Linked DNA regions of Homo sapiens: regions 1, 2, 3 and 4 are each linked to region 5. The links are chromatin contacts, found by Hi-C or POLR2A ChIA-PET in ENCODE. All regions are on one chromosome and are shown on one strand. The core of a region is the stretch at or near the end of the contact, and the rest is flanking DNA. Distances in the headings are between cores, read along the strand shown.

Evidence for each region. A loop is a pair of places that touch in the nucleus more often than their neighbours do. ChIA-PET counts read pairs that join two places held with the same protein, here RNA polymerase II (POLR2A). Pooled maps may share reads with other maps.
Region 1: a pooled map shows a loop between it and region 5 (17-fold over the local background). The contact joins the promoter of LIMK2 here to the promoter of MTFP1 in region 5. A Hi-C loop is called at or near these places in 1 of 37 single-sample maps with no recorded cell type and 8 of 50 pooled maps. POLR2A ChIA-PET finds 5 or more read pairs at or near these places in 1 of 52 experiments (MCF 10A).
Region 2: a loop to region 5 is called in a map of B cell, with 19 times the contacts of the local background. The contact joins the promoter of TUG1 here to the promoter of MTFP1 in region 5. A Hi-C loop is called at or near these places in 4 of 168 maps with a recorded cell type or tissue (B cell, CD8-positive, alpha-beta T cell and naive thymus-derived CD4-positive, alpha-beta T cell), 9 of 37 single-sample maps with no recorded cell type and 14 of 50 pooled maps. POLR2A ChIA-PET finds 5 or more read pairs at or near these places in 6 of 52 experiments (CD4-positive, alpha-beta T cell, HEK293, WTC11 and 2 more).
Region 3: a map of CD4-positive, alpha-beta T cell shows a loop between it and region 5 (18-fold over the local background). The contact joins the promoter of UQCR10 here to the promoter of MTFP1 in region 5. A Hi-C loop is called at or near these places in 6 of 168 maps with a recorded cell type or tissue (B cell, CD4-positive, alpha-beta T cell, CD4-positive, alpha-beta memory T cell and 2 more), 8 of 37 single-sample maps with no recorded cell type and 13 of 50 pooled maps. POLR2A ChIA-PET finds 5 or more read pairs at or near these places in 1 of 52 experiments (CD4-positive, alpha-beta T cell).
Region 4: a loop to region 5 is called in a pooled map, with 7 times the contacts of the local background. The contact joins the promoter of DRG1 here to the promoter of MTFP1 in region 5. A Hi-C loop is called at or near these places in 1 of 37 single-sample maps with no recorded cell type and 6 of 50 pooled maps. POLR2A ChIA-PET finds 5 or more read pairs at or near these places in 1 of 52 experiments (OCI-LY7).

The regions. Positions count from the first base shown.
Region 1 is chr22:31,210,317-31,214,869 of GRCh38, forward strand. It overlaps LIMK2 (LIM domain kinase 2), which reads left to right and starts at 1,982. Exons shown (of 16, transcript NM_005569.4): 1 at 1,982-2,108. The coding sequence starts at 2,093. RefSeq lists enhancers at 1,523-1,702, 2,665-3,590 and a silencer at 1,683-2,082.
Region 2 is chr22:30,967,927-30,972,470 of GRCh38, forward strand. TUG1 (taurine up-regulated 1) reads left to right here and starts at 1,339. Exons shown (of 3, transcript NM_001396518.1): 1 at 1,339-3,853. The coding sequence starts at 1,431. The coding sequence ends at 1,892. MORC2 (MORC family CW-type zinc finger 2) reads right to left here and starts at 848. Exons shown (of 26, transcript NM_001303256.3): 1 at 1-848. RefSeq lists an enhancer at 1,250-1,579 and a silencer at 1,610-1,859.
Region 3 is chr22:29,764,971-29,769,909 of GRCh38, forward strand. UQCR10 (ubiquinol-cytochrome c reductase, complex III subunit X) reads left to right here and starts at 2,399. Exons shown (of 2, transcript NM_013387.4): 1 at 2,399-2,578; 2 at 4,708-4,939. The coding sequence starts at 2,429. The coding sequence ends at 4,749. ZMAT5 (zinc finger matrin-type 5) reads right to left here and starts at 2,037. Exons shown (of 6, transcript NM_001003692.2): 1 at 1,902-2,037. RefSeq lists enhancers at 1,272-1,921, 1,891-2,120, 1,922-2,571, 2,481-2,530.
Region 4 is chr22:31,396,335-31,401,321 of GRCh38, forward strand. It overlaps DRG1 (developmentally regulated GTP binding protein 1), which reads left to right and starts at 3,270. Exons shown (of 9, transcript NM_004147.4): 1 at 3,270-3,391; 2 at 4,286-4,409. The coding sequence starts at 3,350. RefSeq lists a silencer at 2,930-3,209 and enhancers at 3,297-4,202, 3,330-3,379.
Region 5 is chr22:30,424,289-30,429,056 of GRCh38, forward strand. It overlaps MTFP1 (mitochondrial fission process 1), which reads left to right and starts at 1,480. Exons shown (of 4, transcript NM_016498.5): 1 at 1,480-1,658; 2 at 2,429-2,556; 3 at 2,883-3,115; 4 at 4,174-4,766. The coding sequence starts at 1,592. The coding sequence ends at 4,246. It overlaps SEC14L2 (SEC14 like lipid binding 2), which reads left to right. Exons shown (of 12, transcript NM_012429.5): 12 at 1-1,015. RefSeq lists a silencer at 13-122 and enhancers at 1,740-2,298, 2,299-2,859.

The DNA.
Region 1 (4,553 bases), core at 732-3,231, 790 kb after region 5:
GTCTACTCCCTGCCCAGGCTTTCTCTACCCTCCAGAAGTCCCCCTTGAGTTCACAAGTGATTTCTGGAATGTTCTTTGGGTCCATATTAAAAATATATCTCTTGGCTATAGCATTTCTATAGAAAGCTATTCCCTTCCATTACATTTTCAACTTGTGTTTCTCAGAGTCGCCTGAACTTCCCTGGGAGGAACTTGGGGGACTTGGCTATTCCCCAGCTCCCTGCTGGTGAAGACCATGAGGCTGGAGGTAGGAGGAAGTGGAATGTGAGAGAGAATGAGGAGGGAGAAGAGATAGACCTGGGTGCCTTGGTGTGGAACGGAGGGAGAGGGAAGACACCCAGGAGGTTTTGGTTCCCAGGATGCCAGTGCTTTGTTGCCTGGGAAAATACAGTGTTACATCTTTCTGTAGGAAGGATGGGGAAAGTCCCTGTCCCCTGTTTGCTAGCCATGAGGCAGCTTGTCAGGAGAGTCTCTGGATTCCTGTCACTTTAATTCAATACACAATCTTGTGTTTACTATAATGATTTCCTCAGAAACTACAAAACTGAGTACTGAAAAGAGTTCCCAGGAATTAACGGAAATGGGACAGAGCCCTCCTCCCCAGCACTTTGTGCACACTCAGGACATCGTGAGCCACCTGCCACACCCAGAAGAGAAAAATCTGACCGGCATCCGGTTTGAATTAGAGCAGGAAGGAAGAGAATTGTGCTCGCCTTTGTCTTTGCCTTTGCCTTTGCTTACCCAACTGCTGGGACCAGAGGCAGCTGGGTTGAACTTTGTCTTTGGTCAGGGGTGGGGGTGGAGGGGACAGAATCCATTTCCCTGGGCTCCATCCTCTTTCTGGTCATTTGGACATGTTTCCTGTGATCTAAATCTGATGTAAGGAAATGACAATTGTGAAAGACCCAGCGTGAGAGAATCTGATGGGAGGGTGGGTCATCAGGGACCAGCTGGCCTGGCTGATGATGTATTAATATCTTAATCACACAGAGGACCCCAATCTCCTTCCAAACCTAATGAGCGGAAGTGGTTCTCAAAGCTACTCAGCCAGCTAGCAGCTGCCATAACCCAGTCAGCTGTCCTAACTCTTAGTCCTGTAATCCCTCCTCCTCATAGAAGATTGTAAACTGGCAGCCCACAGGGCAAATCTAGTGGCCAGGTGTGTTTCATTTGGTCTACATGGCATTTTAAGAACTTTTTGATGCTATCAACATTTTTTAAAAGTGGCAAATTTCACCTAAATATCTGGATTTTTGGCATGTTTTGAAAGGTTGGAAGACCTGGGAATGGTAGGCCCATGTTCCTGCAGGGGAGTGCTCGTCTTCCAATGCGGCGCACAAGCTCCAGCGTCCTGCGCTAAACCTAATTGGCCTGGCTGAGGATCTGCTCCTGGAATGCTGGTTGGTCGCCTCCAACTGTCTTTGACTTAGAGATTATTTACTGTCAGCTTACTCATAGTGGCGCAGAGAAGTGGTTTCTCTGAGCTAGAAGCTTCTAAGAAAAGTCCATCCTCAAAGCTGTTTGTGGGATAGACCTGGCTCCTCCATTGTAATATTCCTGATTCCAAACACTACTGGAAAGAGCTCTGAACTGGCAGTTAGCAGGCCTGGGCTCCCATCCCGGCTCTCCTCCTAATGAGCGAAGCCATTTCAATGTAGTCGAACTTAGCCTCTGATCCTTAACTTTCCCTATCTGTAAATGAGGGCGACTAGATGGGTGCGGACTGTCATCCGTGTTGAGACTTCCGGCCCCCGCAGAATCAACCTTACCGGCGGGAGCACCTCGAGGGGACGCCGCTCGCACTAGGGGGCGCCAGGGCCGCTGCAGAGCCCGAGCCAGAGCCAGGGGGCGGGGCCGCGTCTCGGGAGCGAGGCCTGAGAGCGGCGGGGCGGGGCGTCGGCGGGCAGTCCCCTGTGCCAGGTGTGGTTTGGTCCTCCCAGGGCGCCGTAGGCGGTGCATCCCGTTCGCGCCTGGGGCTGTGGTCTTCCCGCGCCTGAGGCGGCGGCGGCAGGAGCTGAGGGGAGTTGTAGGGAACTGAGGGGAGCTGCTGTGTCCCCCGCCTCCTCCTCCCCATTTCCGCGCTCCCGGGACCATGTCCGCGCTGGCGGGTAAGGAAGGGCTGCTCCGCCCTGTCCCGCTGTTATCTCCGAAGTCCGGTTCCATGGCGCCTGAGGGAAACCGGCTGTCTCTCGGGGGTTTCGGGCTGGTTGGGTCCTCGTGGGTCCGAGCTCCTCAGAAAAGCTGGGAGGCGGGGTGGGCACAGCGCTCCCCAGGCATTTGGAGGGTGGGACTCCGGGAATGGGGAGGCAGGGCATCCTGGAGACAGAGGGCTCCGAGGGGCAGGCGGGTTGGGAGGCTTCCCGCGAGTTGAGGTCCCGGGGAGGAAGAGATTCTGGGTCTGCCAGGAATCCAGCTTTTTGGAGGGACCTGGCGGCCGCAGACCCCCAAATTAACCCTTTTTAAGGAAGTTGAAAAGCATGGGGTTCTCTTATAGTGGAAGCTCTGTGGAATTTGAGGAGTACAGGATCCTCTAGGGTTCAGGACAATTAGGAGAGTTACCCCGGGTTCTGGGTTTTCTGAGGGAAATGGAGGATGTGACTTCCCTGCCAAGACCCAAGGCTTCTCGCGGGCATCTTGGTGTCTGGGAGTCCCCCGGGGCTGGGAGCTCTTTGCAGAAAATAAGGGAGTATGGAGCCCCTTGAGGTTTAGGACAGGACTAAGGGTAAGGAGAGATCGGACCATTCTTTTTGGGGCCCAAAGATCTCTGCTACAGGTGGCGAAAGTAGGCCACCTGGGGTTCTGAGTCCTCCTGTGGAAGCTCCCTTGGCCTCTCTAGACTAAAGACTAGAGGGATTCGGCCAAACACCTCCTGGAAGGAAGAGTTGTCTAAGGGTGAAGGGTAGCTTCAGAGTTGGGTTAGTTGCACCTGCAGTCACCTCCCCGCCACCTCACACACCACCCTGCAGCTTCCTGCCTTCCCCATCTTTTCCCCCAGCAGTAGGAACCTTCTGTCTCCTATGTTTCCCAGCCACCTGTGTGGGTGGCCCACCTCTGGGTCCACCAGGGTCAGCGTCCAGAAGCTTTGGAGAGGCGGCAAGAGGGTATTGAGGTGGAGGGGGGCTGGCTATCTGCCCCCTGCTTCCTGGCTTTCCGTCTGTGGACAGTCACTTCCTTCATCTTGAATGCAAGGACTGGGCTACCAGTGGGTCACTTCCTCAGCAAGGGAGCATGGGATTTTCTCTTCACTGGTGATAACAGACTTCTGGAGAGAGCTAGGGGTGGAAATGCCTAAAACAAATTTTTTTAGGCTGGGCGTGGTGGCTCATGCCTGTAATCCCAGCACTTTGGGAGGGCAGGGCAGGAGGATCGCTTGAGTCCAGGAGTTTGAGACCAGCTTGGGCAATATAGCGAGACTTCATCTCTTAAAAACAAAACCTTGTCTCTTAAAAAAGATTTTTTTTAAGCTTACAGAGTCCTTCAACTCGAATGATTTCCAGTAACTTTTTTTTTTTTTTCTTAGATGGAGTCTTGCTCTGTCGCCCAGGCTGGGGTGCAGTGGCACAATCTTGGCTCATTGCAACCTCTGCCTCCCGGGTTCAAGCGATTCTCCTACCTCAGCCTCCCGAGTAGCTGGGACAACAGGGGCCCGCCACCACGCCCGGCTAATTTTTTTGGTATATTTAGTAGAGATGGGGTTTCACCATATTGGCCAGGCTGGTCTTGAACTCCTGACCTTGTGATCCGCCCGCTTCGGCCTCCCAAAGTGCTGGGATTACAGGCGTGAGCCACCGCACCCGGCCGATTTCCAGTAACTTTTTCTAACAGCTGTGTAATATAGGTTGCCTGTCTTGAACCCTGTTTCTTAGAAAATTGTGAAAGGTTTCACAGTACAATAGTCTAGAGGCATAAAGCCTCTAGATGCATTAGTTTATGCATTCTTTCTTTCATTCAAAGAATATTTGTTGGATTCTTCTGTGTCATATACTTAGCCAAATGCTGAGTACAGTGGTGACATAGTTCTTGGCTTTGTGGTGCTTAATAATCCTAGAGATGGACAATAAATAATTGTAACAATTGCAATAAATGCTATAATAGTTAAGGTAAACAATTGAGATAAGTGCTGTAAGAGTGCACCAGGGGTGAGGGTTTTCTCTACTTTTTTTTCTGTTTTGGTAGAGACAGGGTCTCACTATGTTGCCCACGGTGGTTTCAAGCCATCCTCCTGTCTCAACCTCCCAAAGTGCTGGGATTACAGGCATGAACCACCATGCCCATCCTCTACTTTTTTTTTTTTTGAAGGGAATACTTTTCTTAAAAATGCAAGTTTATGCTGACCCCTGGAGATAAGTAAAAGTTAGCCTGGCAAAAAAAGCTCACAGAGCATTCCAGGCAGAGGAAACAGCATAAAAAGGCCCTAGGGTAGGAAGGCATGTAGTGCCTTTGAGCCTTGGAGCTGGGAGGTCAATATGGTTTTTTGATTTTTTTGTAGGGGGTGGGGAGGAAGAGTCTTGCTCTGTTGCCCATGCTGGAGTACAGTGGCGCGATCCAGACTC
Region 2 (4,544 bases), core at 89-2,588, 540 kb after region 5:
GGGAAATATAACCTTATAATGATATCGATTTCCCAGGATTCTGTCCAGTAAAGCTTCAGTAAGTCTGTGCTCCTTAATGACAGTTAAAGTAACCTAGTAGCTATCCAAAATATATGCAGAGATGTTTAAAACTACAATTTCTTCAAGTGTTTTTTTTTAATCTTCTCAATGATTTATGATGTAATATTTTGGAAGGAACTATGTCATAAATCTGTAGCTTTAAGGAGCTTTTAGCATTAAGTTGCGATAGCTCAATTCAGACAATCTGAGTCTCGTGTGGATGGTCCTGAAGGAGATGGTCCTTGAGTGGGTGGTTTATGACTGCTCCATCTTCATGTTCTTCCAGCCTTTTTTGGTTCCCCGAAATTTCCTGTCAGGAAATTTACCAACGCGGAAATTTACCCACTTCTGTCAGAAAACTGATCAGCCATGTCTTCGCCACACGTGATGCCAGGATTCTTAAACAGGCCCAAGACCGGAGACCAAGATGTCGACGGAGTGTTATATGGCGCAAGTTGCAGCTTCACCACCTCCCAAGTGAAAAAGCTCCTAGGCACTCACGATTTCTTTTTTCAAAGCCGGACCAAACCCAGTTCAGGGTGGTGGTCAGATTACCTCACACTTGGCCCACATAAACACCTCACAAATGACCCGCCCACAGCACCTCGGGCAGGCCGCGCCCCGCCCCCACGTCCCTCAGACAACAGCCTCAGCCTCCCAGGCCCTTCCCGGGCCTCGGTCCCGTGGCCGCCTCCCCACGAAGAGGAGCTACTCCCGGCTTCCAAGGACCGGATCGAGGGCAGTGGCGAGCGCACCACCTGACCGGGCACTACCCGGATCTCACAACTGCCTTTGTCCCTCCCCGCGGAATTGGAACCCAACAGCCGCAGAGCGCTCTTGGAACCATGTGCTGCTGCCGCCTCCGCCGCCGCCGCCGCTGCCTCCGCCGCCGCCCGCGCGCCGCCCGCGCGCCGCGCTAGTTGAGATGGTGACAGGATTCAGCAACACGAAATTCGGCGTTTAGAGCTGCTCTGCCGCCGCCGTCACAGACACCACAGCCACCGCTTTGTCTCCGATAGTGCACACAGCCCCGGCCACCTCGCACACTCCCCGACGCCCCAAGCCCCCGAGGCCTCCGCGGAGCATTCAGCCAATCACAAAGCTGCAGCTCCTCCCGCCCCCGCCCTGATGTACAGCCTCCTGATTGGCGGGCTGCGTGTCCCCATGTGACCGGATCTTGGTTGGCCGGTCCCGCCCCTGTCACGTGACAGCGTGCGCCTCTCTTCCTGCTTTCCTGACCCTCTCCGCCATTTAAAGAAACAGTACCGGGGGCGGGCCGAGCGACGCAGCCGGGACGGTAGCTGCGGTGCGGACCGGAGGAGCCATCTTGTCTCGTCGCCGGGGAGTCAGGCCCCTAAATCGAAGAAGCCCTGGCGCGCCCTCCCCCCCTCCCGGGTCTGGTAGGGCGAAGGAACGGGCGTGCGGTCGATCGAGCGATCGGTTGGCGGCTCTTTCTCCTGCTCTGGCATCCAGCTCTTGGGGCGCAGGCCCGGCCGCCGCGGCGCGCGCCCGGTGGCCGTTGGCGCTCGCGCCGCGTCTTTCTTCTCGTACGCAGAACTCGGGCGGCGGCCTATGCGTTTGCGATTCGACGAGGAGTCGTCCGGGTGGTCGGCGGCGGCGGGCAGCTGCTCCGCCCCGCTCCGGGGGAGGCGGCGGCGGCAGCGGCCGCGGGATTTGGAGCGGCCGGGGAGGCGGGGGTGGCCGGGGCCGGCTTGGAGGCCTGGCGCCACCCTTCGGGGCCTGCAAGGACCCAGTTGGGGGGGCAGGAGGGGGCCGGAGGATGGTTGGTTGTGGGATTTCTACTTTGCCTTTTCCTCCTTATGCCGCCTTAGTGAGGGGCGGGAGCTCTGGCGGCAGCCCCGGGGTGGGGAGACGAGCTCCGGAGTCGGAAGAGCTGGGTTTTCTTCCGGGCCTAGCCACCAGTTGGCGGAGTGACCTTAGGCGAGTCACTCTGTAATTTGTCTGCGCCTCAGTTTCCTCCTCTGCCTATCAATGTGTGTGGGGTTGAAATCGCTTTGTAAACTATAAAGCGTGGGTGTACGTAAAGGATGGTTATTGTTTATAATTTTTTTTGAGTTGTAAGAAAACTTAGCAGTTCCCCAATCCTTGGGTTTTGAACCTGGGAACCTTGGATTGGAGTTGGGGATCCCCAAACTTCCTGAAATTGTGGGAATGTGCGGTTTGGGGGAATGATGGGAATTTGTGGGAATGTGCGTTTTAGGGGAATGATGATCCATCGCTAGCAAGTTTTCCAAGGGGGCTGTGACCCAGAAGAGTTAAGAATCACAATTTCTTCATGCTACAGAGAGGAAACTGAGGCCTAGATGTCATTTGGGACCCTTCACAACCATTTTGAAGCCCTGTTTGAGTCCCTGGGATATGTGAGCTGTTTCTATGCATAATGGATATTCGGGGTTAACAACAGTCCCCTGCTTGGCTTCTATTCTGAATCCTTTTCTTTCACCATGGGGTGCCTGAAGGGTGGCTGATGCATATGGTACAATGGCACCCAGTGTAAAGCAGCTACAATTAGGAGTGGATGTGTTCTGTAGCATCCTATTTAAATAAGCCTATTTTATCCTTTGGCCCGTCAACTCTGTTATCTGCTGCTTGTACTGGTGCCTGTACTTTTCTGACTCTCATTGACCATATTCCACGACCATGGTTGTCATCCATTACTTGATCCTACTTTACATGTCTAGGCTGTGTGGTTGGTGGTGAATAGGCTTCTTTTTACATGGTGCTGCCAGCCCAGCTAATTAATGGTGCACGTGGACTTTTAGCAAGCGGGCTCACTGGAAGAGACTGAACCTGGCATGGAATTCCTGAAGATGTTTGGGGTTTTTTTCTTTCTTAATCGAAAGTTAACATTGTCTGAAAAGTTTTGTTAGAACTACTGCGGAACCTCAAAATCAGTAGATTTGGAAGTGATTCAAAGCTAAACTTTTTCCTTGGCCCTCCTTGTGTTCTAATTGCTTGCAAGTGTAATACTAGGATGTCCAAGATGCCAGTTTTTGCTTCTTTGTTAGTTGTCAGCTGCTTTTATCAAATTTCAGGCCATTATCCAACAAACACTATAAAAATGTTTGAACAATTGGATTTCAAACATTTTCGTTTTGTGGAGTGGTGCTCACCAAGTGGTACAGCCCTAAGCAAGTGAACACAAACACATTTAAGTGTATTTTGTCTGATTAGATGTTAGCCAGTTATGCTATTTCATTCAAATGTCTGAAAAAATCAATTGACTATTCCCTTTTCCTAAAGGGCAGAGACAGATAATCTCACTTCCAGAGAAATGACTTGGAGAAAAAAAAGTGTTGGTCTTTTTGCTCTTTTGTAATTAAATCCGGATGTACCTCAAAAGACTTAAGACTGTGGTGATAAGATGCTTTCCTCAGCAGAAAGGAGGGAAAAAAAACAACTGGAACTCAAAGCTTGAAATTCTGTGGCAAAACATGAGATGTCCAGGATTGGAGGTTGAAAAGATTTCACTACAGTGTTCTGCAATAGTTGGAGCAGATAACTTTCAGTGTAGCCACAGCCATGGACTCCAGATTTCCAGATTTTCAAGACCTGGACCTGGAACCCGAAAGAGCTTGTCACGATGCGGCAGGAACACTGGAGGTAGATTTTTTTTTATTTTTGAATTTTGGGACTGTTGACCTTGCTGTGAGAAAAGAGACAACGACTGAGCAAGCACTACCACCAGCACTGTTACTGGGAATTAGAAGACCTGAGTTTCTGTCCAGACCCTCAGTGCAAACTGAGGATGCTCCATCCAAAGTGAATTATGGTACTTGCCATTTTCCAAAATGCCTTATCCTTTACCATCTCTGCACTTTTGTTCATACTCTCATTCTACTTTGGAACTGCTGCTCTGTGGCTTTTCATCTGTCAAAACTGCCATTTTCTCAGTATCCAACTCTTATGCCCTCTTTTCCATGAGTCTCCTAACTAGCCAGAATAGAGCTTTAAAGTTTTATGACATTTCGTTATGTATCCTCTATCTGTATACAAAATCCTGTAAAATAGTTACTTGCCTGCATTTACTGTCTTTGCAGATAGCAGACTCCTTGAAAGCAGGGTCCTTGTTTAGTGCATCTTTGCCCACATACACCACAACATATCAAGATGCATTTATTAGGAAGGAGGAGTTTAGAGAGCAGGCTATCAGAATAACCACTCAGTAAGTGTTTTCTTAATTGCTATGTGATAACTTACATTACTCTTAATGAGGAGAAAAGTCGCTAGATATGGATCATGTTTATGTTTTAATGTTTTTTAATTCTAAATTTTGATCTAGGGAGCCCTCAGACATAAGGAGAAACCAATATGTTGAATGATGGGGTATTACATACAGAAGGACCAAGACCTTATTTTCTCCTACTTAAGATGGAATCTTGTTAAGATGAAAGGACAGCTTTTTAAAAGGAGAAGGTCATAAGACAGTTTGAGGAAGGCATTGGAAGAGGAAGAGGGGCAAT
Region 3 (4,939 bases), core at 1,149-3,648, 660 kb before region 5:
ACTCTTCTCAGGCTCATACCTCTCCTCTAAACTACAGATCCATGTCCTCATTTGCCTCTAGACACCTCCACTTGATGTCTGTTGGCTAGCTCAAACTGATGTGGCCAAAACAGAACTTAAGATCATTCTGTTGATTTTAAATTGTTGAGGTCAAAACTTAGATGTCAGCTGGACGCGGTGGCTCACACCTGTAATCCCGGCACTTTGGGAGACCGTGGCAGGCGGATCACTTGAGGCCAGGAGTTCAAGACCAGCCTGGCCAACATGGTGAAACCTTGTCTCTACTAAAAATACAAAAATGAGCTGGGCGTGTTGGCATCCGCTTGTAATCCCAGCTATTCAGTAGGCTGAGGCATGAGAATTGCTTGAACATGGGTGGCAGAGGTTGCAGTGAGCCAAGATTGTGCCACTGCACTCCAGCCGCACAGAGTGAGACTCTGTCTCAAAAAAAAACAAAAAACAAAAAACAAAAAAAACTTAGATATCCTCCTCAATTCCTCTTTCCTGTGCACCCTACACACATCTGCTAGCTTGCTCTGTCTGCCCTCCCTCCCAAATTACATCCCAAATCTGATCACTGCCCTGCTCCACACCCTAACCTAAATTACCACCCATCAGGCCGGGCATGGTGGCTCACGCCTGTAATCCCAGCACTTTGGGAGGCCAAGATGGGAGGATCACCTGAAGTCAGGAGTTTGAGACTAGCCTGGCCAACATGGTGAAACCCTGTCTCTACTAAAAAAAAAAATTAGCCAGGCATGGTGGCAGGCGCCTGTAATCCCAGCCACTCGGGAGGCTGAAGCAGGAGAATCACTTGAACCCGGGAGGCGGAGGTTGCAGTAAGCCGAGATAGCACCACTACACTCCAGTCTGGACGACAGACCGAGACTCCATCTCAAATAAATAACCACCCATCTTCCCTCAAATGATCTACTACAATAACTTCCCCCTTGCGGTCCACTCTCCATAGACCAGCCAGGATGATGACATTAAAGTGCACATTAAATCTTGTCGCATTTCTCCTGAAAACCCTTCAATGGCCTCCTAGTGCAACTAGAAAAAGACAAGACTCCTTGGCCAGACGCGGTGGCTCACGCACCTTGGGGGGCGAGGCAGGAAGATTGCTTGAGCCCAGGAGTTGGAGACCAGCCTGGGCAACACAGTGAGACCCTGTCTCTAAAAACAAAAACCAAAGAAAACAAGACTCCGTAAGGTGGGTTCCAAGGCCAGACATGAGCTGACCGGAGTCAACCTCTTCACAGTCCACTCTACTTCTTTCCCTCAAACATCCCAGGACTGTAGCTGCCTCAAGGCCTTTGCACCAACGTTTTCCTGTTCAACTCTACTATTCATTCAGGTCTCTAGTCAAGTGTCACCCCCCAGAGCAGCTACCCAGGGTGCAATGTCACCACCACTGCCTCTCCAGTCAACCAAAGCACTATCTGTTTGCTGTACTGCATCTCCCCACCCGCCCACTCCGTAGATTGAGCGCTCTGTGAGAGCAAGGACTTTGTTCACTGCTGGGTCCCCAGAGCAGGGACCAGAACAGGCGCTGGGAAAACATCTGTTGAATGCCCCAGGTACTCCAAAGCCCTTGCTCTTTTCAATCCCAAGCAGGTTCCAAGTCTCCAGCCTTCCAAACCAGGGTTGCCCGGTGCGAAGCCCAGGGGTGAGAGGAACAGGAAGCAGGGCAGATCCGTCCCTGCCCTTAATCCAGGGTGAAGGGTTTAACCTCCAGGACAAGACTTTTGCCGCAGGCTCCAGCTCCTGGCCTAGACTTGGGGCTGGTGCAGGGGACAAGGCGAAGAGTTGAGCCAGGGTCTCGGGAACCCAGCTGCCCTCGCCCCTCTATCCACACCCTATCCCAAGAAATGGTGCGTCCCGCCGCAGGGCGTACGCACAGAGAAGGAAGTGTTCAAGTCTTCCAGTGCGGAGAAAAGAGACTAGGACTCGCCCCTCGACGTCTCGCGGAAGGTACCTGGCTCCCCGGTGGCTGCAGCTCCGGGCTCCTCCTCCTGCGTCCTCGCGTCGCGTACTGCTTGCTGGGATTCGTAGTCTCGCCTTGGCCATCAGTTCGCCCTTCCCAGAGAGCTTTGGGAATCTAAGCCGGGACTGGGCGGAGGGCGGGGAGAAGGTGATGGCGCGCGAGGGCTTCTGGGAGTTGTAGTTTGACATATTCTAACAGCCAGGAATTCTGGAGAAGAAAAATTGGGTAATAAATCTTATCAGATTATCTGGGCTGTCCTGATATGAACCTTTTGAGTTTTTTTCCTCATTCCCAGGATAGGAATACCTCTGTGGTTCAAAACACGAAGGCTGAGATTCAGAGGAACTACAAATCCCATAAAGTGTTGCACGTCTAGGGCCTTTGGGGAACGAGGTCGGCCCCAGCGCAGGCGCGGTGGCGCGAGTTGGACTGTGAAGAAACATGGCGGCCGCGACGTTGACTTCGAAATTGTACTCCCTGCTGTTCCGCAGGACCTCCACCTTCGCCCTCACCATCATCGTGGGCGTCATGTTCTTCGAGCGCGCCTTCGATCAAGGCGCGGACGCTATCTACGACCACATCAACGAGGGGGTGAGGGCCTGTGCCATCCCTGACCTTGGACCCGCCTGAGGGGTGACAGTGGAGTAGAGGTGGGATGGGACTCAGTATACTTTTACCAGGAAGGGGGTAAGGGGTAAACCGTCGGCGTCTTCTGTCTCGAGTCCGCCGTCTGTCCCCTTGGCTTGATGTGAATTCTAAAACGTTAAGCGAGGTTAATATATTTCATTTTGCAGGGGTTGTAAGTATTGCTGTGTGCCACCCTACATACCCACTTGCCCATTATCAGAAGCAAAAACTAAAGGCTAGTGAGAGCAAAGGACTTACTAGCTGCACAGGAAGCCAGGGGCAAGTCAGGGCCAGAAACGGGACCCCTGTCTCTCAGAGTTTCAAGGGCAGATTTGAGCAGGCGACGGTCGTGAAAAGGACGTTAGACACCTTAGACGCCGTGGCTGAAGTTTCAGACGGCGCTTCTGGTCCCCAAGGCTTCCCACGTAGACAGTTGGTATTAATGGTTGAGAGTGGGGGCTATGAAATCAGAAAGCCTTGGATAGGAACACTGGTCCTTGTCACTTAACTGTGGCATTAAGTTGAGCAAGTTTCTTCTCTGAACTCCGTTTTAACTGTGAGATGGAGATATTAATAGTAACCTGAGCACGATTGTGAGGATTACATGAGATGCAGGCAGGGTGCCACATGCCTGGTAGGTGGTACCACTGAAAAATAATCATTGCTTACATTCCTCAGGAGAAAGTGGAAGCATGAGGTAGGAATCGCAACACATTTTTGACTTTTATGTATCATGCACTGTGCTAGGTGCAGTGCATGCTTTATATCGCTAAATTATGACTGTGCTGGAGTAGGCCTTATACATATAGCCCTGTTCCACCACTCACTTGTGTTTTTAATTTGAGACTGTCTGACTCTGCAGCCCGGGAAGGCACTGTCCACTAGTGCTATGCTGCCTGTGACCAGTGCAACTTCCTGCCCCATATGAAAGCATTGCTACTGTCCCATCTCTTGCAAGTGGTTCTGTTAACCACTCCCATTGATCTGGAGAGACATCCAAGTATGTTGTTATAACTCACCCATTTTCCTTGTGCTTTTTTTTGTTTTGTTTTGTTTTTTTGAGACAGGATCTCACTCTGTCGCCCAGGTTGGAGTGCAGTGGCATGATCACAGCTCACTGCAGCCTTGACCTCCTGGGTTCAAGTGATCTTCCCACCTCAGCCTCCTGAGTAGCTGGGACCACAGGCATGCGCCACCACGCCCAGCTAATTTTTGTATTTTTTGTAGAGATGGGGTTTCACCATGTTGCCCAGGCTGGTCTTGAATTCCTGAGCTCAGGCAGTCCTCCTGCCTTAGCCTTCTAAAGTACTGGGATTACAGGCGTGAGCCACTGTGCTCAACCTCTTGTGCTTCTGGGAATGAGAATTTCAGCCAATTTAGGTCCCAGGAAATGTCTTAAATGGCTCATGGTGAAATATTTTGGGACTACGCACTTATAATCTCTTCAGTAATACCTGGGAGTTGAAGAACTGAGACATCTTCCAGGCTGTTTTCCTTAATAATTGTGTGTTTTGGGGCACTTCCCTCAATCTCAAACTGAATTTCCTGTGAAATTAAGATCACCCCTTTCCACTTACTTCACCTGGTGATTGAAAGCATCATAGTATTTTATAAATGCCAAGAATTATGCATGAAGGCTCGGCGCGGTGGCTCACACCTGTCATCCCAGCGCTTTGGGAGGCCAAGGCAGGCAGATCACTTGAGGTCAGGAGTTTGAGACCAGCTTGGCCAACATGGCGAAACCCCATCTCTACTAAAAATACAAAAATTAGCCGGGTAGCGCATACCTGTATTCCCAGCTGCTCTTGAAGCTGAGGCAGGAGAATCGCTCGAACCCAAGAGGCTGAGGTTGCAGTGAGCCGAGATTGCGCCACTACACTCCAGCCTGGGCGATAGAGCGAGTCTCCGTCTCAAAAAAAAAATGTGCATCAAGCATAGGATTGCTTCGAGTTTGCCCACCACAAGTGTATCTTTTTAATCAGGACATGGCATGTGTTTCCCCCAAGCTCATTTTAGAGACCAGGGCAGTGGGAGTAGTTGTAAAATGTGAGAGGCAAAGGTCAAAGTTTGTGGCTCTTGTCTTTAAAATGCAGAAGCTGTGGAAACACATCAAGCACAAGTATGAGAACAAGTAGTTCCTTGGAGGCCCCCATCCAGGCCAGAAGGACCAGGTCCACCCAGCAGCTGTTTGCCCAGAGCTGGAGCCTCAGCTTGAAGATGATGCTCAAGGTACTCTTCATGGACCACCATTCGCTGTTGGCAAGAAACGGCTTTACTTACAAAACAGACTCTTTACCTTCTGCTGTGTTTGAAGTATGTTTAGTC
Region 4 (4,987 bases), core at 2,020-4,519, 970 kb after region 5:
ATCATGGTTTAATGGGAGTCAAGAGAAGTAAAACAGTGCCCGAGAAAGCCTATGTATTTGACCACATATAATTGTTCTGGAATGGTGGGAGTGTCTCATCAAGAGATGAAGCTTTTCTGTCAATCTTTGTTTTACTTATTTATTATTTATTTTAGAGGTAGTTTCTCGCTCTTTCACCCAGGCTGGAGTGCAGTGGTGGGATCATAGCCCAGTGTAACGTCAAAGTCCTGGGCTCCAGTGAACCTCCTGCCTGAGCCTTCCCAGTAGCTAGGACTACAGGTGCGGGCCAACAAGCCTGAATAATTTTTTTTTTTTTTTTTGAGACAGGGTCTTGCTGTTACCCAAGCTGGAGTGCAGTGATCTGATCATGGCTTACTGTGGCCTTGACCTCCTGGGCTCAAGTGATCCTCCTGCCTCAGCCTCACACATAGCTCAGACTACAGGTATGTGCTACCACGTCTGGCTAATTTTTAAATTTTTTGCAGACCGGCTAATTTTTTTTTTTTTGTAGAGATGGGGCGTCTCCCTATGTTGCCCAGGCAGGTCTTGAACTCCTGGCTTCAATGCCCAGGCTGGTCTTGAACTCCTGGCCTCAAGCGATCCTCCCACCTCAACCTCTGAAAGCACTGGGATTAAACTGTGAGCCACTGTCCCCGGCCTATTTATTTTTTACACATTTAATACCAAGGTGCTAGTGCTTTATTCATATGACCAAATGGGCTCTCCTTGCTGCAGTTGGTACTTAACAGACATGGGGTAGCTATGGCTCTTAGGAGCTGAACCTAAGGTCCTGGCCTTGGCCTCCCAGCCTGGATACTTCTTTTTTTTTCTTCCTTGAGATAGAGTCTCGCTCTTGTCGTCCTGGCTCCAGGCTGTAGTGCAATGGCATGATCTCGGCTCACTACAACCTCTGCCTCCCGGGTTCAAGCGATTCTCCTGCTCAGCCTCCTGAGTAGCTGGGATTACAGGCGCCCGCCACCACGCCCGGCTAATTTTAGTATTTTTAATAGAGACGGGGTTTCACCATGCTGGCCAGGCTGGTCTCGAACTCCTGACCTCAGGTGATCCACCTGCCTCGGCCTCCCAAAGTGCTGGGATTACAGGGGTGAGCCACTGTGCCCAGCCCCAGCCTGGATACTTTTTTTTTTTGAGACTGAGTCTCCCTCTGTCGCCAGGCTGGAGTGCAGTGGCACATTCTTGGTTCACTGCAACCTCCGCCTCCCGGGTTCAAGGGATTTTCCTGCCTCAGCTTCCTGAGTAGCTGGGACTACAGGTGCATGCCATCATGCCTGGCTAATTTTTTGTATTTTTAGTAGACACCGGGTTTCACCGTATTAGCCAGGATGGTCTCGATCTCCTGACCTCGTGATCTGCCACCCACCTCGGCCTCCCAAAGTGCTGGGATTACAGGCATGAGCCACCGCGCCCGGCCTAAATACTTGTTATGTGCAGGAACATATCTGATTCACTCTCTACTCTGTCCCCAGTGTTGTCACAGTGCCAGGCAGCAGTTGGAGCTCTGTAAATAACGATTGCATGAACAGGATGGCCACCCAGGACTCGGGAAAATGAGTATTACTCTTTGGTGCCTATTGACAGTTCAGGGCCCCAAGGTGGGTCCCAGGGTGTCTTTGAGCAGTAAGTGTTAACTTATCTGCAGGCCTCATATAATAGATTTGCTAAGGAGCACCTACTCACAGAGCAGTGATGCCCTTGATATTGTCAGCCAATTAATTCCTTAAGTACTTCAAGTTAGGATAGGCCTGCTGATTTGATTTTATCTGTCTTTTAAGATTGATCTTTGATCATGTCCCATTCCAGCTGGACCTCCTCATCTTCCCTCCTCCATTGCTAATAGTGTGGGATCTAATTACCTCATCATCCCTTAATTTATTTATGAAAAAGGCTGAGGTTAAAGAAAAGAAAGAAGAAACTCTCTTTGGCCCTTTGGGGACCTTCTGTAAAAGCTTTCCCTTCTGTTTCTCCCTCTTTATGCACAAGAAAACCTCCCTTTTTTGTCTCTGGGAAGTTAGAATAGTTCTTGTTTACAAATTTAACTAAATTAAACTTCCCTCCCAGGGCTGGGTGGAGGCCAGCCCTGTGGGTTAAGCCTGGCCTGTCGACTGTGGGTTAAGCCTGGCCTGTCGACTCCCGCTGGAATAATCAATCTATCAAAACAACCCATTGATCCTGAGGCAAACCGCTTTCAAAACCACCACATAGTTCCTGGACGTCCTGGCTTCCTCATGACACTTGGGGAAGAGGAGTCTTTTGAAATTTTAAATTTTATTATTACACAAGTAATACATGGATACATTCGTCTTGTAAAAATTTAACTTCAAAATTCTGTGGAATAAAATGTGAAAGGCCTTTTCTTTGCATCCCATCCCACAGTTAAGAGCTTCTGATGTATTTTTCTGTTTAGGCCTTTAAACTGCACGTTCATACACGTACACCTATATAAATGTACATTTAATTTTAAAAATAACATAAATGGTATCACTACGTAGGTGCCCTTCTGCTAGTTGTTTTCCCATTTAACATGTCCTGGGTAGCCAGTCAGACCACAGATCTACGTTTTAACGGCTGTAATCATATTTCAAAAACAGGATAGAGGCATTATTCATTTATCCATTTTCCTACTGATGGGTGTTAATATAGATTTCAATTTTTTGGTATTACAAACTATGTTGCAAGCAGCAGTTCTCTGGGAATTATCCATTCAAGTATGCACTTATTTTGGGCTCCCCATGTGCTCTACTCGGGGTTCGGAGTAAACAAAACCGACCTAAAAATAATTTTGAATGATAGAAAGGGGGCATTTTCTTTATCCAAGGGGGTGAGGCAGGCTGAAGATGGGTCTCTACTCCCTCCAAGACCATGGAGGGCGTCGGGGTGTCACCCCAGCTGTGAAAAAGGGACCCAGGACCCGCAGATGCTGGCGAGGAACAGGGGTGCGGAGCATGAGTCGGCTTTGCACCACGCCCTGGGGTCTCCAGCACTGAAGCGTTCAGTACCATGCAGAGCAGCTGGGAGCGGGTCCCGCTGGGCGGGGCCGAGCTGCGCGCGACCCTCGGCGCGCTCGGGGAGGCCCAGACAGGGGTGGCCTCTCTGGCCTCCGCTCCCGCGGGCTCTATGACACCGCACTGGCTCGCGGGACGGGGCGGGGTCGGGTGAGGGGGAGGAGACAGCCCCACGCTTTGCGACTCGCGGTGACCCCTACGCGGAACTCTCTCGCGGTAATTCGAAGTACCGCGCCTGCGTGCTGCAGTAGCGCCTGGTGGCGGTGGCAGTTTGCCCGCGGGTGTGTGAAGGGAGACAGTGTGGAGGCCACAGGGTACTCGCCACGATGAGCAGCACCTTAGCTAAGATCGCGGAGATAGAAGCAGAGGTAATGGACGCAGCTGGCGGTTCACTCTTAGTCTGAGCATTCCTTCTTTGGTGGCGTCGCTCCTTCCTGTTCTCCTTTGAGCCGCGTCAGGACCGGGCCTAGATTCCGCGACTTCTCTCAGCGAGGCCCGTGTTCCGACTGCCCTCTGCCACGATTAGGAGTCCCCGACTCTCCTCAGTCAGGGCCCCCTTTCCCCTCGTCCCGCGTCTACGCTCTCGGACTCCCCTTTGCCCGGGCCCGCGTTCCGCACCCCTGCACCTTAGGCCCTTAGTCCGTTCCCCCTCCCAGTGTTTGGCTCCTGTTCTGATGTTGTTTCTTTCCGTTTTGCTCTGAGAAACACTGAATCCTGTCCCTTATTCCATCTCTGACTTGGTCAGATAGTTCAGGATCTTTCCTCATCATCCTTCGCTGCGTCCCCCTTATTCCCCCTTTTCCCAGTGTCTACCCTAATGACCCCCTGATTCAGAGTATTTGCTCCCGGTAATCGGATCTGGAAGTAAAATGACATCTGTGTGGGAGCAGTTTATTCCGCCTGGATAGTGTGTGATTCCATTGCGTGCGGCCCTGAGAGCGCTTTACAATTAGGAAAGTGGTGTCCCAGTGTTAGATGGATCCAAACAGCTGCAAATAGTAGAAAAGGAACCCGCAGACGGGTTTCAGTCTAGTCTGGGGGCACTAATTGGAATGACCTTAATCGTCTTTCCTCTTTGGGCTTTGCTTTGCTTTGTAGTGAGGGAAATGAGCTGGATGGAGGAGATAATGGACTTTTACTCTTTTAAAGCCTGTAAACTGGGTGTGCTAACATTAGTAGGACTTGGGGAAAAAAATTATCCTCTCAAAGCTGGGGGAAGCGTTCACTGCTTCTAATTTATGGCTGTGATTCCTCCCTTTTAGATGGCTCGGACTCAAAAGAACAAGGCCACAGCACACCACTTAGGGCTGCTTAAGGCTCGTCTTGCTAAGCTTCGTCGAGAACTCATTACTCCAAAGGGTGGTGGTGGTGGAGGTCCAGGAGAAGGTTTGTGTTCTTCTTCAATATATATATTTTTAGGTATAATTTTTGTCAAAATAGTACATACATGTGGTTTAAAAATAACTAAAGATGGCCCAGTGCAGTGGCTCAACGCCTGCAATCCTAGCATGCTGGGAGGCTGAGATAGGAGGATCACTTGAGGCCAGGAGTTCAAGACCAGCCTGATCAACATAGACCCCCATCTCAAAAAAAAAAAAAAGTTTTTTAAAAACAGAAAAATAACTAAAGATGTTCTACTAAAGTAGATTTATATTTTCTAAGCATGAATTCTTGAACTGTGTTTATTTTTATTCTGCCGGTTTCAGAGGCAAATGAATATTGTCTAAGTGTACTGTAGTTTTATTTATATCCTGCACTGATACAAAATAGATTTACATGCGCTGGGTGCAGTGGCTCACCCTTGTAATTCCAGCACTTTGGGAGGCTGAGGCGGGAGGATTGCTTGAGGCCAGGAGTTCGGAACCAGCAAAGCCCTGTCTCTATGGGCTTAGAAATGAGGGGTCCCCATAGGTATGAAAGAAGATGTACCAAAAAAAAAAAAAGGCTGGGTGCGGTGGCTCACG
Region 5 (4,768 bases), core at 230-2,729:
CAGGGGGTGGGAACCGCTGCGTTCCCCATCAACTTTTCTCCCACCCACCACCCTCCCCAACCTACAAGCCCAGCTCAGCTTGAGGTAACTGCTGACCGGACTGTCCTATACAGCCCTACAAGACAGAGGCGCCTAGGGCTGAAAGCGGGGGCCTCCGTAGGGAGCCAGCGGGGGCCTCAATAGTTACTCATTTTCTCTACCTTTGATGAAAATAAGAGCTAATTCTTAATAAGGCCTACCGGGTATCACGCAAAAACCCTGTGCTTACTATTACACTTTGGGTTGTTGCAAAGATTAAAGGAAATAAGCCGTGCAAAGCGCTTAAGAGCTTGGTATAAGTAAGTGCTCGTCAATGTTGGCTACTCTCATTTTTTTTGCAGACGTGGGAACTGGGGCTCAGGGAGGCTAACAGCCAGTAGGCGGCACAGCTAGGATTTGAACCCAGGATTGTCTCCAACGCCGCTCAATTATACCCGCCAAGGAGTCACAGAGACTTAGTGAAGTGCACACATTGCTCACCTGGGTGAACTGAGGTCCAGCGGGGGAAGGCTTCCTCCTGTTGTAATCACTAACCCCAACTCTGTCTCCCTTGCCCGATTCATTCATTCGTTAATTAATTCATCCAACATCCTGTCCCCAAGAAGCTCAGTCTGGGGACATACTGATCCAGTTAAATGCGAGTGCTTCCTAGTTATACATGGCGACTGCTGAGAAGGGACTCCAGAGTCCAGGCACCTACCTCCCAGGGGCTCACCGTTCACTCCTCTAGCCTCATTTAGAGCTCGCATTAAGAGCACGGGATCTGGATCCACACTGTTTGGATTCAAATCACAACTTCACCACTTAGCAGCTGTGTGTTCTGGGAAAATGACCCACCTTCTCTGTGCCTCCATTTTCTCACCTGTAAAACGGGCTCCCAGGCTGGTGGGAGGGTTTCAGGTGTAAGACATGGAGAGTCCTTTAGCGAACATGTAGACTGGCAATAAACTCAATAAATGGTGACTGTTATAATTAATCCTCGGAACCATCCTAGGGAGTGGACACTATTGTGTTCCCCATTTTATTTATTACATTAATTTTTTTTTTTTTTTTTTAGTAGAGACGAGGTCTCGCTATGTTGTCCAGGCTGTTCTCGAACCCTTGGGCTCAAGAGATCTTCCCGCCTCCGGCCTCCCAAAGTGCTGGGATCACAGGCGTGAGCCAACGGGCCCAGCCTGTGTCCCTCCCTCGTTTTTACAAATGAATAAAGAGATGCTGGATAAGCCCGAGGTCACAAGCTTTGCAGTGTAGCATCCCCCAACTTGATCCCCTGTCTCTTTGGCTCCAAAACCTACACTCAGTCCTGGGAGCGATTAGCGCCAACAGCTCAGAGAAAACGTGACGAAAACCAGTCTGTAAAACCCGAGCCTGGGAGAGGGGCTTCGGTGCGCGGGGGGAATTTGCAGACGCTCCCTGCTGGCGGAGATTTCCTGACCTGTCCTTCGGCGCGGGACTTTCGGCGGGTCCCGGCCGGGCAGACCCAAGTGCCGGCGGCGGAGACTGCAGTGGAGCCAGTACCGGCTGTAGTGGCCGGGGCCGTGGCGGGAGAGTCATGTCAGAGCCGCAGCCGCGGGGCGCAGAGCGCGATCTCTACCGGGACACGTGGGTGCGATACCTGGGTGAGCGCGGGGCGACGGGCGCGGCGACCCCACCACCACTGGGCTGGAGAAGCAGGGGTCGCCGGACGCCCGCCCGGGGCCTGGAGGAGGCGGGATGATCTTAGTTCTCATTCTGCTTTTGGGCCGGAGACTGGGCTCAGACAGGGCTAGGGACTTGCCCAAGGTCACACTACCCTGGTGGGTCGCCCAGGGCGGAAGCTCCCATGGGGTGAGCGGGCTGCCCGCTCTGGCATGCGCTCTGGCTGGCTGTGGAGTCGGGATCTCCACTCCCATTTCGGTCCTGACACGCACTGGCTCTGTCTGAACCTCAGTTTCCTCCTCGGCAAAAAAACAAAAACAAAACAAAAAACAAACGAGATACACACGAGGGCCTCTCTCATTGGGTGGTGGTTGCGAGGGTGGAATGGGATAAAGCGCAGAAAGCCCTGGCACTTGGCGAGCGTCTGGTCAGTGGCGCTGCCCTCGATCACTCTGCCCCTCTGGGTGCCTGTCACCTCATTAGTGCAGTTACTCCTGGGACCAAGACCAGGAAATCTAACCAATAAGCAATGGTAACAGTGACTCAGTGCTCAGTCCGCCCTCAGTGGCCCGAGTCCGAGGTGGGCATCATGGCACCAGTTTACATCTCGGAAAGGGAGGCTCAGAGAGGTCAAGTCACTTGCCTAAGGTCACCCAGGGACTGCTTAGCTGGCTAGGATGAGAACCAGCCTGCTCCAACGCCCCCTCGTGGAACAGTTGCGAGCCTAGGAATTAAATGTTCCCTCCCCCAGGCTATGCCAATGAGGTGGGCGAGGCTTTCCGCTCTCTTGTGCCAGCGGCGGTGGTGTGGCTGAGCTATGGCGTGGCCAGCTCCTACGTGCTGGCGGATGCCATTGACAAAGGCAAGAAGGCTGGAGAGGTGAGTGTTAGCCTATTTTCCAACCCCCAACCCTAGCTCTCTTCTTGTGTGGTTCAGTCCACAGCCTTGCATGTGATAAAGTCCCTGTGGGACACTCCAGTCCCTACAACCTTGCCTAGTGCAGTCCATAGACAGTCCTGTTTGTAGGACAGTGTACCCCTGCCCCCACACTCCCACTCCCCGAACTGGATGTGGCAGACTGTACCCCACTCCTGGGTGCGGACAAGTCCACTGGCCACTTGCCCCTCCCGGTCTAGCCTCGTGCCCCTTGTCGCAGGATTTTCTGCCTCTGCCCCAGCTGGATTAAGTGTCTCTGCGCCCACCAGGTGCCCAGCCCTGAAGCAGGCCGCAGCGCCAGGGTGACTGTGGCTGTGGTGGACACCTTTGTATGGCAGGCTCTAGCCTCTGTGGCCATTCCGGGCTTCACCATCAACCGCGTGTGTGCTGCCTCTCTCTATGTCCTGGGCACTGCCACCCGCTGGCCCCTGGCTGTCCGCAAGTGGACCACCACCGCGCTTGGGCTGTTGACCATCCCCATCATTATCCACCCCATTGACAGGTGGGTACCTTCTTGGCCTCAGGGATCATCCACTCTCCAGTGATGAGAGTGGATCATCCAGTCTCCAGGTAGAGCTAGACTCTGTGAAGTGTGGGGTATGCCCACTTTGCTGGAGCAATAGCAGGGACAAGGCTGGCACTTGGCTCCTGGGTTAGAAAGGACAGCCTGTACCCTTGTCATATGGTATGGCAGGCACTTTAGCAATAAAAGAAGAGGGGTGCGTTGAGGGTATGGGACACAGGACAAGTAAATTCCCAGAAAGAAAGTCTAGTGTTACAAAACAACCAGAGAGAAGCAGGAGCAGGTGCACCCTAGAGGGGATGCATTTTGGGAGGTATTGGTGACAGAAGCCTAACTCAAACTGAATATTTGAATAAAATGGAGTAAAAGTCCAGGGCTGTGTTGCATTCAGGCATGGCTAGATCTAGGTACCCAAATTATGTCATTAGGGGTCTGGGTCTCCCCATCCTGCTGCCTTTCTCCCCACCCCACCCTATTTCTTGCTGGCTTCACCTGCTTTCTCCTTGTGGGAGTAGAAATGGCCCTAGCAGCTCCCAAGTTCTATCCCACCAGCTTAGCCTCCCCCAGCAGAAGCTTTTAAACAGTAACAACAAAAATCCCAAGGAAGGGTGTCATTGGTCCATTCTGGACTGCATGCCCACCCTATGAGCCAGTTTCCCTTTGCTGATTGGCCAGGCTTGGGTCACGTGCTTGGTCTTAGAACTAGATATGGGCTCAACCCAACCAGACCAATGTAAGAGTGAGAGGAGCAGTCTTTCTCCAGGAGAAGATAGCTGACCCTGAGGCCCTGAGCAAGTCTTTTACCCAGTACCTCAGTTTCCTCCTGAATAAAGAAGAGGATGGCTTCTATTCTGGGAGTTTGATTCTAGCTTCCCCAGGTAGCCCAAGGTGGAAGGATCAGGATAAGGGTGGGTCTCTGGCTGGATGGCATTTGTATCCTGCATCTAAGCGCCCCTTTCCCTAACCCTGGCCTTCTGCCTTCTGTTCCCTCATGAACACCCTTGGTCACCTGCTCACCACCCTTCCACTCCCTACAGGTCGGTGGATTTCCTCCTGGACTCCAGCCTGCGCAAGCTCTACCCAACAGTGGGGAAGCCCAGCTCCTCCTGATCATACTCTGGTACCTGGCCTGTGCATCGGCCTCCTGCTTCATGTCAACCTCCTACTCCTGCCAGGGAATGTGGACACCTGGCTCCCTGGTGTCCAAAGACCCTGGCACCTGGGTGGGTTTGAGCTGGACAGAAGCTTAGAGACAAAGGCTTCAAGAAGCAGTGGCTGCAGGGAGTCACAGAAGGGCAGGACCTGAACGCTGTCTGCTTCCCTGGAATCCAAGATGCTGAGTGGAAGTGGACCCTGGGTGGGCCCGGCCCTGTCTTTTTCAGGAAAATTACATCCTCCCATGGAGGATGAGAGACTGAGGCTCAGGGAGGGCAAGGAATAGGCCCAAGATCACTTGGCAAGCTGGGCACCCAGGACCCCCAGGTGCTTGACAGAGTCACCCCATGGTGGTATGGCTGAACAAGGAGCGGCAGACAACTCAGGGAGAAACTCAGGAGTGCAGTACCAGGGACACCTCAGGACAGATTCTCTGGCCAGGCCCTTCCCTGACCCAATAAATCCTGAAGAGGTTGT